Regions from separate parts of the Homo sapiens genome. Here region 1 is linked to region 2. A link is an interaction called in ENCODE POLR2A ChIA-PET data of the cell type or tissue named here. Cell type or tissue: HepG2. All regions are shown on one strand. Links, peaks and the distances in the headings refer to the core of each region. The heading gives the core; the rest is flanking DNA.

Region 1 (5,399 bases), core at 88-5,087, 96 kb after region 2:
TAGTTCTCTATATTTCATTATGTCACATGCACAGTGAAAGGTTATTGTGTTAGCGTGTTAGGGCTCTCCAGAGAAACAGAGTCAATAGGAGATATATATATATTATTTCCTATTATATATGTAAGTATATATATAAATATTTAGGTTGGTGCAAAAGTAATTGTTTTGGACATTACTTTCAATGGCAATAAGGGTTTTGGACATACTTTCAATGGAAAAACCTCAATTACATTTGCATCAACCTTATACACACACACACACACACACACATTCACACATATATATGAGATTTATATATACATATATAATTATATATATGTGAGATTTATTATAATAAATTGGCTTACTTGGTTATGGAGTCTGAGAAGTCCCATGAAGTCCCACGATCTGCCATCTGCAAGCTGGAGACCCAGGAAAGCCAGAGGTGTAATTTGAAGGCCTGAGAACTGGAGAGCTGATAGTGTACATTCCAGTCTGAGTCTGGAAGAGCACTGAGAGCCGGAGAAGATTGATGTCTCAGCCCCAGCAGTCAGCAGAGATTGAATTCAGCCTTCCTCAGTCTTTGTTTCATTTAAGCCCTCAATGGATAGGACAATTCCCACCAACACTGACGAGGGCCATCTGCTTTACTCAGTCCACCCATTCAAATGCTAATCTGTGTCTCTTTCTTCTCCTTTTTTCTTTTTTGTTTTTTTGTTTTTTATGAGATAGGGTCTCACTTTATCACCCAGGCTGGAGTACAATCTTGGCTTACCACAACCTCCGCCTCGCAGGCTCAGGAAATTCTCATGCCTTAGCCTCCCTAGTAGCTGGGACTACAGGTGTGTGCCACCACATCCGGCTAAACTTTGTATTTTTTAGTACAGACGGTGTTTTGCCATGTTGCCCAGGCTGGTCTCAGACTCCTGAGCTCAGGCAATCTGCCCACCTCGGCCTCCCAAAGTACTAGGATTACAGGCATGAGCCACCACACCTGGCCTTCAGATGCTAATCTCTTACAGAAACACCCTCACAGACACCTCCAGAAATAACGTTTAATCAGATACCTGGGCATTCTATAAGCTCAGTCAAGTTGACATGCAAAATTAATCACTAGTCATGAAATTCAAAGCTTAAATGTAGTTATGATTTGTGGTAAACTTTTAGGCTATACTTAATCAATCTACATTGTTTTATTATAAAGAGATGGTACCACCCTAATAGTTTGTTGATTCATATTTCTAACCCTTACATGTTGTTTAACTTAATGTTGGTAAGCCAGCTTCTTGCTTTCCAAAAAATAAAATACGTCGATGCTGCCTAACTGCAATTAACCAACATTCTTAAAGCATTTGCCAAAATGGATTGTTTATGAGAACTCATGGTGCTCAGCACTCACTTTCTTCAATAAAATCAATTGAAAAGGTCTAACTGTTGGTGAGTGAAGACTGTGGCGGCTTTAGCTGCCTTCTGATTGCTTGGGCAGATGTGTGTCAGCATGCTTTCTCTTCTTCTGGGGAGTGAAGGAAGTCCCTTTATGTGTGTGCCCAGGACTGGCTCCTGTTCCTGGAATAAATACCATCATGTTGTGCAGTCTTGCAGTTTCTAGTAAGTGCTGTGCATGATTGGCATGTCCTTCAGAAAGCAGCGAGCCTGGATAGGAGACAGAAGGGAAAGCGAGAATGATATCAATAGCCTCCAAGGGGATTTATTTTAAAGCCTGCCATGTTGTCAACATTGTTTCAATACGACAGCTGAGGCTTTTGCCAAGTATTGAACATCTGACCCCATTTGGCTCGTCACTTTAAGCTGTGCTTTTTTCTAAATGGAAGGGCTGACCCTCCGAGAAACCGTAGTCTGTGTTTGGTTCATCACCGAGTTCAAGATGATTATCTGAAGTTTGTTTGAACCTCAAGGGAGAATAAAATTGAACTGAAAATCTCGCCCCAGCAAATTTCCCCAGTGATGTTTGGCCCTTCGGCTTTTGCTTAGAAATGACATAAAAGCAGCTTTTGTCCCCTGGTCATTTGGGACTGGATGGTAGATTCCAGACATATCATATGCCATTCTGGTGATAATCCAGCAGGGAAAGAAATGTATTTAATCATTTTTGAAATGAGAAATACGACATGGAGTTTAATTTCAGCTTAAACATTAAGTTGTGTTTCTTTTGCTGATAGATATTGTCATATACAACAGTTTATGCATTTCAACTTCCAGAGACTGAGAATTTTCCTACTAAAAATTCAACAGCTAGGATAAGTGAAATCTAAGCTTTCAGAAATAGTCAATAACAATGCAAACTTTGAAGTTAGACTTGGGTTTAAATTTTGACTCTACCACTTCTTAGAGACGAAACCAAGAGCAAATTATTAACCTCTCTGAACTTTGCTCTACTTATCTTTAAAACAAGGTCAACAGTGCCCCCTTTATAGGCCTGAAATAAAGATTATATAACCTCTAAGTATAGTGTCTGGATCTTAGTAAATTCTTTATAAATGGTGACAATTTTTATGTAATAAACAGAGAACACAGTAGATACGTAAAATATGCAATAAGCCTGTAAATTTGTTTTATTCATATTTGCCACTAATCCTTCCAAGGTAATAGATCTTATTAAAAACAATAATTACAGTAATGCAATGATACCTTTGGAGGGATATTATTTTACTAAACATTGCCATTTTACTTTATAAATGTTTAAAAGAAAGGAATTGTGTCTTTATACTTCACTGCATATTGTAGGTACTTGCTATGTTTTGCTCTAAAAAACTGACATACCACACTATCAACCAATATTTTAACAATTTTTAAATAACAGAACTTTATGTATAATATTAAGAAATGAAAGGCATTTTTATCTTGGAGATCATAATTTAACAAGTTTTGATCTTCAAATTTTTGTCTTCCTAAAAGAAGGAACATTATCATTCTTTGAATTGTAAACAATTATGCCAGGAATGAGGAATAGTCCCAAGCTGGCTGTGGAATTTGCAGTAGTATTGAGATGGCTTAATCTGACAGTTGAGGACCAAAATGTGTTAACTAGCTTTGTGGCATTTCAGCTGGACTATGTGGATAACTTTCCTTTCTAAACATTTATCTGGTGATATCATGTATCCTCATATAATCAAATCAATGATAAAATAGGAGTGGATTAGTGGGTTGGTTCATGACTATCCACATCGTTTATTTAGCACAGTAAGATGCTATATATATATATAATTTTTTGTTGTTGTTTGTTTGTGTTTTAGACAAGGTCTTGTTCTGTCACCCAGACTGGAGTGCAGTGGCATGATCATGGCTCACTGCAGCCTTGACGTCCTGGGCTCAATGATCCTCCCACCTCAACCTCCTGAGTAGCTGGAACCACAGGCATGTGCCACCATGTCTGACTGATTTTAAAATTTCTTGTAGAGAGGGGATGTCACTATGTTACTCAGTTTGGTCTTGAACTCCTGGGTTCAAGTGATCCTCCCACTTCAGCCTCCCAAAGCACTGGGATTACAGGTGTATGCCACTGCACCCAGCCAAGATGCAAAATTTTAAGTATTTAAAATTTTCTGTATTTAAATTGGTAGTTCTAGCCCAGGCATGGCAGCTCACCCCTGTAATCCCAACACTTTGGGAGGTACAGGCAGAAGGATCACCTGAGCCCAGGAGTTTAAGGCTGCAGTGAATTAGGATCCTAGGACTGTGCCACTGTACTCGAGGCTGGATGACAGAGTGAGACCCTGTCTCATAATAACAACAACAAAAATACATCTGTACTTCTAACCATAATTTTTTTCTTTTTAAATTCTTTAGTTTAATTATATGGTTCTGTCAATGAAATGGGGAAGCAGTAAAAATTGAGTTAAAAATATTAATTTTAGGGCTGGGCACCATGGCTCACACCTGTAATCCCAGCTCTTTGGGAGGCCAAGGCAGGCAGATCACCTGATGTTAGGAGTTCGAGACCAGACTGGCCAACATGGTGAAACTTTGTCTCTATTAAAAATACAAAAATTAGCCAGGTGTCGTGGTGTGTGCCTGTAATTCCAGCTATTCAGGAGGTTGAGGCATGAATATTGCTTGCACCAGGGAGGAGGAGGTTGCAGTGAGCTGAAATCATGCCACTGTAATCCAGCCTGGGCAACAGAGTAATATTCTACCTAAAAGAAAAAAAAAGATATTAATTTTGATATATTAGGGGAGGTAGCAGAATTTGAGCTATTATATGGGGTACAGCAAAGCTAAACTGCCTGATTTATTGTATGGCTAGAAATGCAAACAAAGTCAATTCCAAAAGTGGTGTTTTCAAAATACTTAGAACAAAGCTATCAATAGAATAATAGCTTCTTGGGGAGGCTCCTTTTAAGAAAAATATCCATTAGAATGGCAGGTAGTTTTAATGCATAAACAATTTTATTCCTTTATAGTCACACACCATGCTGTTTTACTTAAGAACTTGGTCTTTTCCTGAATACCAGCCCTATGCTACTCACTTTCACTATGTCACGCCAATAGAAAACTGAAAATTATAAAATAAAGCATTAGAAACTCTTTTAAATTTTTTATCAAAAGAAATCTATTTGTTATTAGCAGCCAATGATTATGTCTTCCTAGTCAACCTTAAACATGAGTCGACATGGATAGGAAAATAACACAGTAGATGCCTTGATTGCTTTTAGCTCTCTGAAAATAGGCACTTAATTTCCTTCACAGAAAAAAAAATTTTTTTCTTTAAAGTTGACTAGTTAAGTGTAGGAGTAATCAAAGCAGCCAACTCTGGAGCAAAAGGCAGTGACTTACGATTTGGTCCATTTACTTAGTGCATGAATTTGTTTTCTAAACTGTATCATGGGGTAATAATAGGACTGATAATCATAAGTAGGACTGTAAGAAGGATGGCATGAAAATATTTGAAACAGATGATGGTGCATGTGTTTAGAAAGACTACAAGAAAGGCTAGTGTCTTTCAGGTTCTGTGTATGTTTCCCTGGATTTAACTTCAACCTCTCATATTACATTTTTTATTTTTAAAAAATTGTATGTTCTTAGGAATTCAGAAACTAGACAGTCAACATTTCCGGCTGAAGTCAGTTACGTGGTAGACATTCTCTGAGCTCATGCTAAGATATTTTTCTTTTCTTTTTAAAATATCTTATGTCTTAACCATTTTCTCCTCTGACATTTGTTTTTCTATCACCTTAATGACTTAAGGAATATAAACTGGACTTATTGTTTTGCTGAATGTCTGATCATTCTAATGGCACCTGACTTATCCAAATTTCCCCAGAGAAATGACTAAATTCAGTAGGAAAATTATTTCATTGGTCTTATGCATCACACATAAGACAGTAATATTCTTTCTCTTTTTAATAATAGCATTACTTTGTTGGTAATTACTTCTGTTAATTTCACTGAAGGCATTTTAA
Region 2 (5,399 bases), core at 271-5,270:
TGAATGGGTAAATGGAGGAAATGAGTCCAAACTGGCACCCCTTCAAAATGGAAACTTAGTTATTACATCTGAAGATCTAGGATCATATCCAACCTATAGAATTGAATTCTACTTAAGGGATCACCTTAAGTAGAGTGTCTTGTGATATAAGGAGTGTACCAGGAAAAATATAGATTTTAAAAATGCTTGTTAAGGGTGCCATTAATGTGGTATAATGATGAATCCCTAATCCTATTTACTACTTTTATTATATATGCCCACAGAAGATATAAAATGGTCTGTAGCCTCTGTGGTCCAGAAGGTTTATATTAGTCTTTTATTATGTGATTCATTATTTTTCTCAAGAGCATAGACATATGGGATTGCCCATAAGTATCCATAGATGCAATTATATGAGAGGAATCTTTTCTGATGGGTCTGCTACATTTCAGTATTAGACATTCCCCATAATTTAGTTAGGATTGCATTTATATATTTCTAATATGCTGCATACATAAAGAAAGAGAGGGAGCGATCCTTGTCATGACTTTCAAAAGTCTGCATTAATTCATTCCTTTTCCCACCTAAGTGGGTATTCTAATGCTTACCTTAAGATCGTTGTGAGAATTAGATATAATTTATGGCTGTGTCTGACAATGCTTTGCTCATAGTAGATACTTATTTAATGGTATGCTTTTTATTGGTATTAAACATCATGTCATTAGTTCATTTGTCACCCATAGGGACTATCAGATCAGGATTTGTGGACATGGGGAAGCTGTTTCTTTTCTTCTGTACTGCTTGACTGTTGGCTTTGAGAAAACCCATTCTCACGAGGGAAAAGACACTCTTACTTGAAACACCCGGCCATGGGAAATGACAATTATCTCAGTCTCAGAGTTGAAGCATTTCTAATCTCCAATGCTGGAGGTTGTTTTTCAAGAACATACAATATTTTTATAATTGTTTTTCTAAGGAGACAGGCTCATAGTTTTTTAAATCACATGGTTTTCCTGGCTATTTAGTGCTGTACCATATTATCTTTCTTTCCCTTTCTTATATGCTTTCTCTTAAAATTATAGAAGTGGAAGAAATACATCTTGCTGTGACAAAAGCTTAAACAATAACCCGTACTGATACATATTATTGAGAATGCAGTGATCAAATACAAAGGCCACTGTTTTATATATCAAGCTGTACAATACTATATGAAAAATAGTTCATGATATCAAGTTCATGGCATAGCATTAAAATAGGCCAAAATATGTAAAAACTAGAGCTTATAATACATAGCCATATAACACAAAATGAGATATTAAAGAATAGAATGTATGATTTTATGAGCAAAGTCATTTCTAGGTCCTGGGAGACTGCCCCTTGCACAATGCTTTTCTTGGTATCCCAAGTCCCACCTCTTCCGAAGAATCTCTTCTATTGGCTTTTCATGATGCTATTTCTTCTTCCTCCCTGATAGTCTATGGTCATGGCCGTTCTCTAAGAGATAGATAGCAAAGGATTTATTATAGTAATGTCTCTACATTTCAAAATGGTTTCAATTATCATATTACCCGTGTGTACAAAGAGTTCTCTACTTGGTTACCTTCTTCTATTCACACATTGACTTGGCTTAGTGTATTGGACTCATTGTCATAATTAAAACCACAATTAATTTGACCTTGAGAAAATAAATTGTCAAAGCCTGTGATGTTAGAGTTAGGAGGGGAGGAACCATCAAAATTCACAACCCTTTTATTGTGAAGCTAACGAAATAGAAGCCACAGAGATGGATTAATTTGTCTATATTTATAAGTTAAAATCCTGATCCTTTTCTAGTACTCTTTCCAAATGCTTAGTGTTGTTGAATAGAAATCTAAGAAAGATGGCTATGGCAAGATTTTAGCCTTGAAATTAGCTGGGGGAAATGTAATCATTAGAAGTGACCTCTATGTCATTTGAGAATAGAACAAAACTGCTTTTAAAAATGTGTCAGAGCATTAAAATTTGCCTGCATTTGACTTTCTAAAGCTGTTAGTCAAATAGATAATGAAAGAGGGTGCTAGGCTAGTTGAAGTAAGTTAATCCATTTCAGGTCGTTTACTGAAGGTCATTTGGTTAGAAGATTAAAATAGAAAGTTTACAATTAGGAAATGCTGAAATGTTAGAATATTATAAGGAAATAGCTGCTTTTTATTGTCTTTAACATCTTTACAGATACACTGGCTCTTAAAATAGGTTAAATATCATTTGTGGAGGCAATATTTAATTTTTCTGTTATTGATATTGTCAAACAAAGTCTCACTTTCTATATTCTGGCCTGAGGCAAGTAAAAGAGAAATTGAAATAGAAAAGAAGATTAACTTTGTTTTCAGCCAGAAAATGACAAAAAGAAACGAGGGAGATAGACAGCAAGTGGAGGTCATGATTTTAAGGTACTATTCGCTAGCTGCTCTGGGTCTTGTGGAAAAAGGTTAAATGTGTTTTAAATGTATGTAAGTGTTTAGCTATTTATTCCTCACAGTGCAGTGTCCTCTTGCCAAGGAGAAGTGATCAAGTGGCAAATGTTGGGGGAAAGCCACTAGAAATTGAACTCAATGATGTCTTTCTCTGAGCTGCGGAATTGTTTGTCTTTATGCCAAGTCACAACGTGGACTCTGAACTGCAGCAAGGGAGAAATCTTCAGTTTGAATACATAGGTGCTTTTCAAACCATTGAGTTTATGATGCAAGTCTGTGACTAGGCAGGGCAGGTATTTCCTGTTCTCTAAAAGATAGTGCTAGTTCTGCTCTATTGCTGCCATTTCTATAGCAATACCTGGGTGGAATTCCCTCCCTGCTTAACCCTGCCTCCTCCACTCCCTGCCTCTGATCTATGCGCACTTAGAAACACAGGATATCCTGATTATCCTGTTTCAGTATTTCTCATAATGGACACATATTGTTTATTCTATTTTTAAATGACGGGAACACAAATCTCTACCCAGTAGTTGTGGTCGATGATCCATTTAGTCAAATGAAGAAAGGAAAATTTATATGTATTCTGTACCTTATTGGAAGTCAAAGTAAAACTTTATGATTGTGGTAAGTATTTTCAGTAACAGTATATAGCATTTCCTCCTTTCTTTTAATAATAATAGATAAACAAATTTAAAATGCCAAAAAAATATGATGAAATTAAAAATCACCTGTAATATCTTAATCACATCAAATAAAAGTACTCACTGTTATTATTTTGATATTTTGTTTCCCCCACAGTTTGTGCGTGCGTGTGCATATATGTAGTGCATTATATTGCTTGAGATAAATGTAAATGTGCATTTTTCTTCCTAACTTTGGTGTTATATAATGTATTTACTTGTTTGTTTATTGTCTGATTCCCAAGGCCAGGGCTTTGTCTGTATCATTACTGCTGTATCCCTGACAGCTGGAAGGTTCTTCCAAGTGTGCCCTGCCATTTAGATTTGCTGCATCTCAAGCTCAACTCCAGCTCTTTCTACTTATGTGCTATAGATCTGTCTCACCGTCTTCATTTCATGTCATTTTATTATATTTTCGTATATCACCTAGATGTTAGTTAAGAACATTTTTAATGCTAGTATAATATTTCTTTGTGGGGATGTGCCAATATTCTTGTGCTCATTTTCTTGTTGGACATTGAAAACATTCCTAATGTTTCTTAATGTATTAGGTTGGTGCAAAAATAATAATAATTCTGGATTATACATTTCATATATAAATCCTTACATATCCAATTATTCTCTTAGAATAGATTGCTAGAAGAGAATTGCTGTGTCAAAGGCAACAAACTTTAAAATGGTCTGTCTATTATCAAGTTGCTTTCCAAAGTGGATATATTAATTTCCTCTCCCAATAGCAATAGCTAAGAATACTTATAGTGTTGGGTGTCATTATTTTAAAAAATCCTGGTTAATTGAAAGGCAAAAATTACACCTCATGGTTTGAAAATGCATTCATTTGATCACCAGTGAGGCTCAATACTTCCAGCATTTTTAGCAGCTACACGTGGTTACCATTTTGGAGCATGAATATTGGTGATTCATCAGAATTCTTTGTATATTATGGGTATTGATTCTTTATCTATTATATTATTTGTAAAAAGTTTGTCCCAGTTTTTCACATTACTCAATTTTCTTTATGATCACAGCTTACAAAACTTGTGGTTTTGTTTCTATAATTTGTAGTTAGATATAATAATCATTTTTTATTTCTGTATTGCTATTATGATCTGCAAATTTTTACATCCCTAGATCATTTTCATCTCACCCATATTTTCTGTTTGTTTGTTTTTTCTGGTTTCTTTTTTACAGCCCACTCTTTACCTTATCTGGAATGGATTTTTTTTTTAAACCTGATATAATATAGGCTCTTGACTTTCCCCCAATTTTCTCAATATCCCAGTATTAGCAAATAGTCATATTACTCCTTAGTTTATGATACTTACATTATATTATATTGATGATACTTTTTATTTATTATATTATATTTATGATACTTACAATATATTACATTGATACTTGTCATTATAATAATAAAATTAATGTATTTTTATGTTATATACTAAGTTGTATTTCAAGGCAATCTATTCCACTTGCCTTTTTATAGATATATCAACCAATTACTATATAATTTTATTAAAAGTTTGTAATACTCTTTTTTAATCTGAAGGGAAAAGTAGCCTCAATTATTATTATTTTTCTCTGAATAAGTCAACATTGAGTATAACTTGTATTTGCATAGAGGTCGTTTTTACTCTTAGCTGTTCAAGTGGATGAAGAGAATCTGTATAGTGCTTTTAAATTTAAAGCTCATGGTGTTTCAAATTATCTTGGTAGTGTTATCTCTCATAATTAAATCTGCTCTATATAAAGATATAGTCCATGTATATGGCTGAGTCTTTTATAGTCCAAAATTTATTTTTCTGTGTACTATGGTTTATTAACTTGACTTATTTTTCTTCTTTCAGATTTAAAAAATGTTAACTAATTAAAGTAACTTCCCAAGTACCTACCAATGACATTAATCTTCCTCTTTTTGTCTTTTGTTCTTTTTACCCCCAAATCCTATTAATACAGCAACTTTTTAATATGATTTTCTACTTTTCAGAATACTTCTTAACAACATAGCAAATGCCAAAATGTTAATGGAAGTATTAATGAAAACATGCAAAAAATATTTCTTTATGATTCTGATAATTATCGAAATTGCCTTAGATTAAACATGAATAAATTTAATTATTATATATGTATTCAAATAGTTGGATATATAATCCTGAGAAAGAATCCTTCACTACATATGTTATAAAAATGGTAATGAACACATTACCTAAGAAGTCTGCACTAGAAATAATAAGATACCTTTTCATTCTTGACATCTTTCTTCTTTTTGAACCAAGTATCTGTAGAA

What was found. ChIA-PET counts read pairs that join two places held together with the same protein. Peaks named below come from ENCODE experiments on the same cell type or tissue, not always from the same donor. Only the 100,000 strongest peaks of a DNase experiment are listed, where the experiment ranks them.
Region 1: POLR2A ChIA-PET joins it to region 2 with 5 read pairs; 2 of 35 experiments call an interaction of 5 or more read pairs at or near these places.

The regions. Positions count from the first base shown.
Region 1 is chr4:138,100,740-138,106,138 of GRCh38, reverse strand. All of the region lies in intron 3 of LINC00616 (long intergenic non-protein coding RNA 616), which reads left to right. SLC7A11-AS1 (SLC7A11 antisense RNA 1) reads right to left here. Exons shown (of 7, transcript NR_038380.1): 3 at 348-1,632. Among named protein-coding and RNA genes, the nearest start is that of SLC7A11-AS1, 14 kb to the right of the region's middle. In HepG2, for the core only: no CTCF peak of the experiment used is centred there; a DNase peak (open chromatin) is centred at 2,368.
Region 2 is chr4:138,197,030-138,202,428 of GRCh38, reverse strand. The region is part of intron 6 of SLC7A11 (solute carrier family 7 member 11); the gene reads left to right. Among named protein-coding and RNA genes, the nearest start is that of SLC7A11, 43 kb to the left of the region's middle. In HepG2, for the core only: no CTCF peak of the experiment used is centred there; a DNase peak (open chromatin) is centred at 2,678; H3K4me3 peaks cover 535 bases.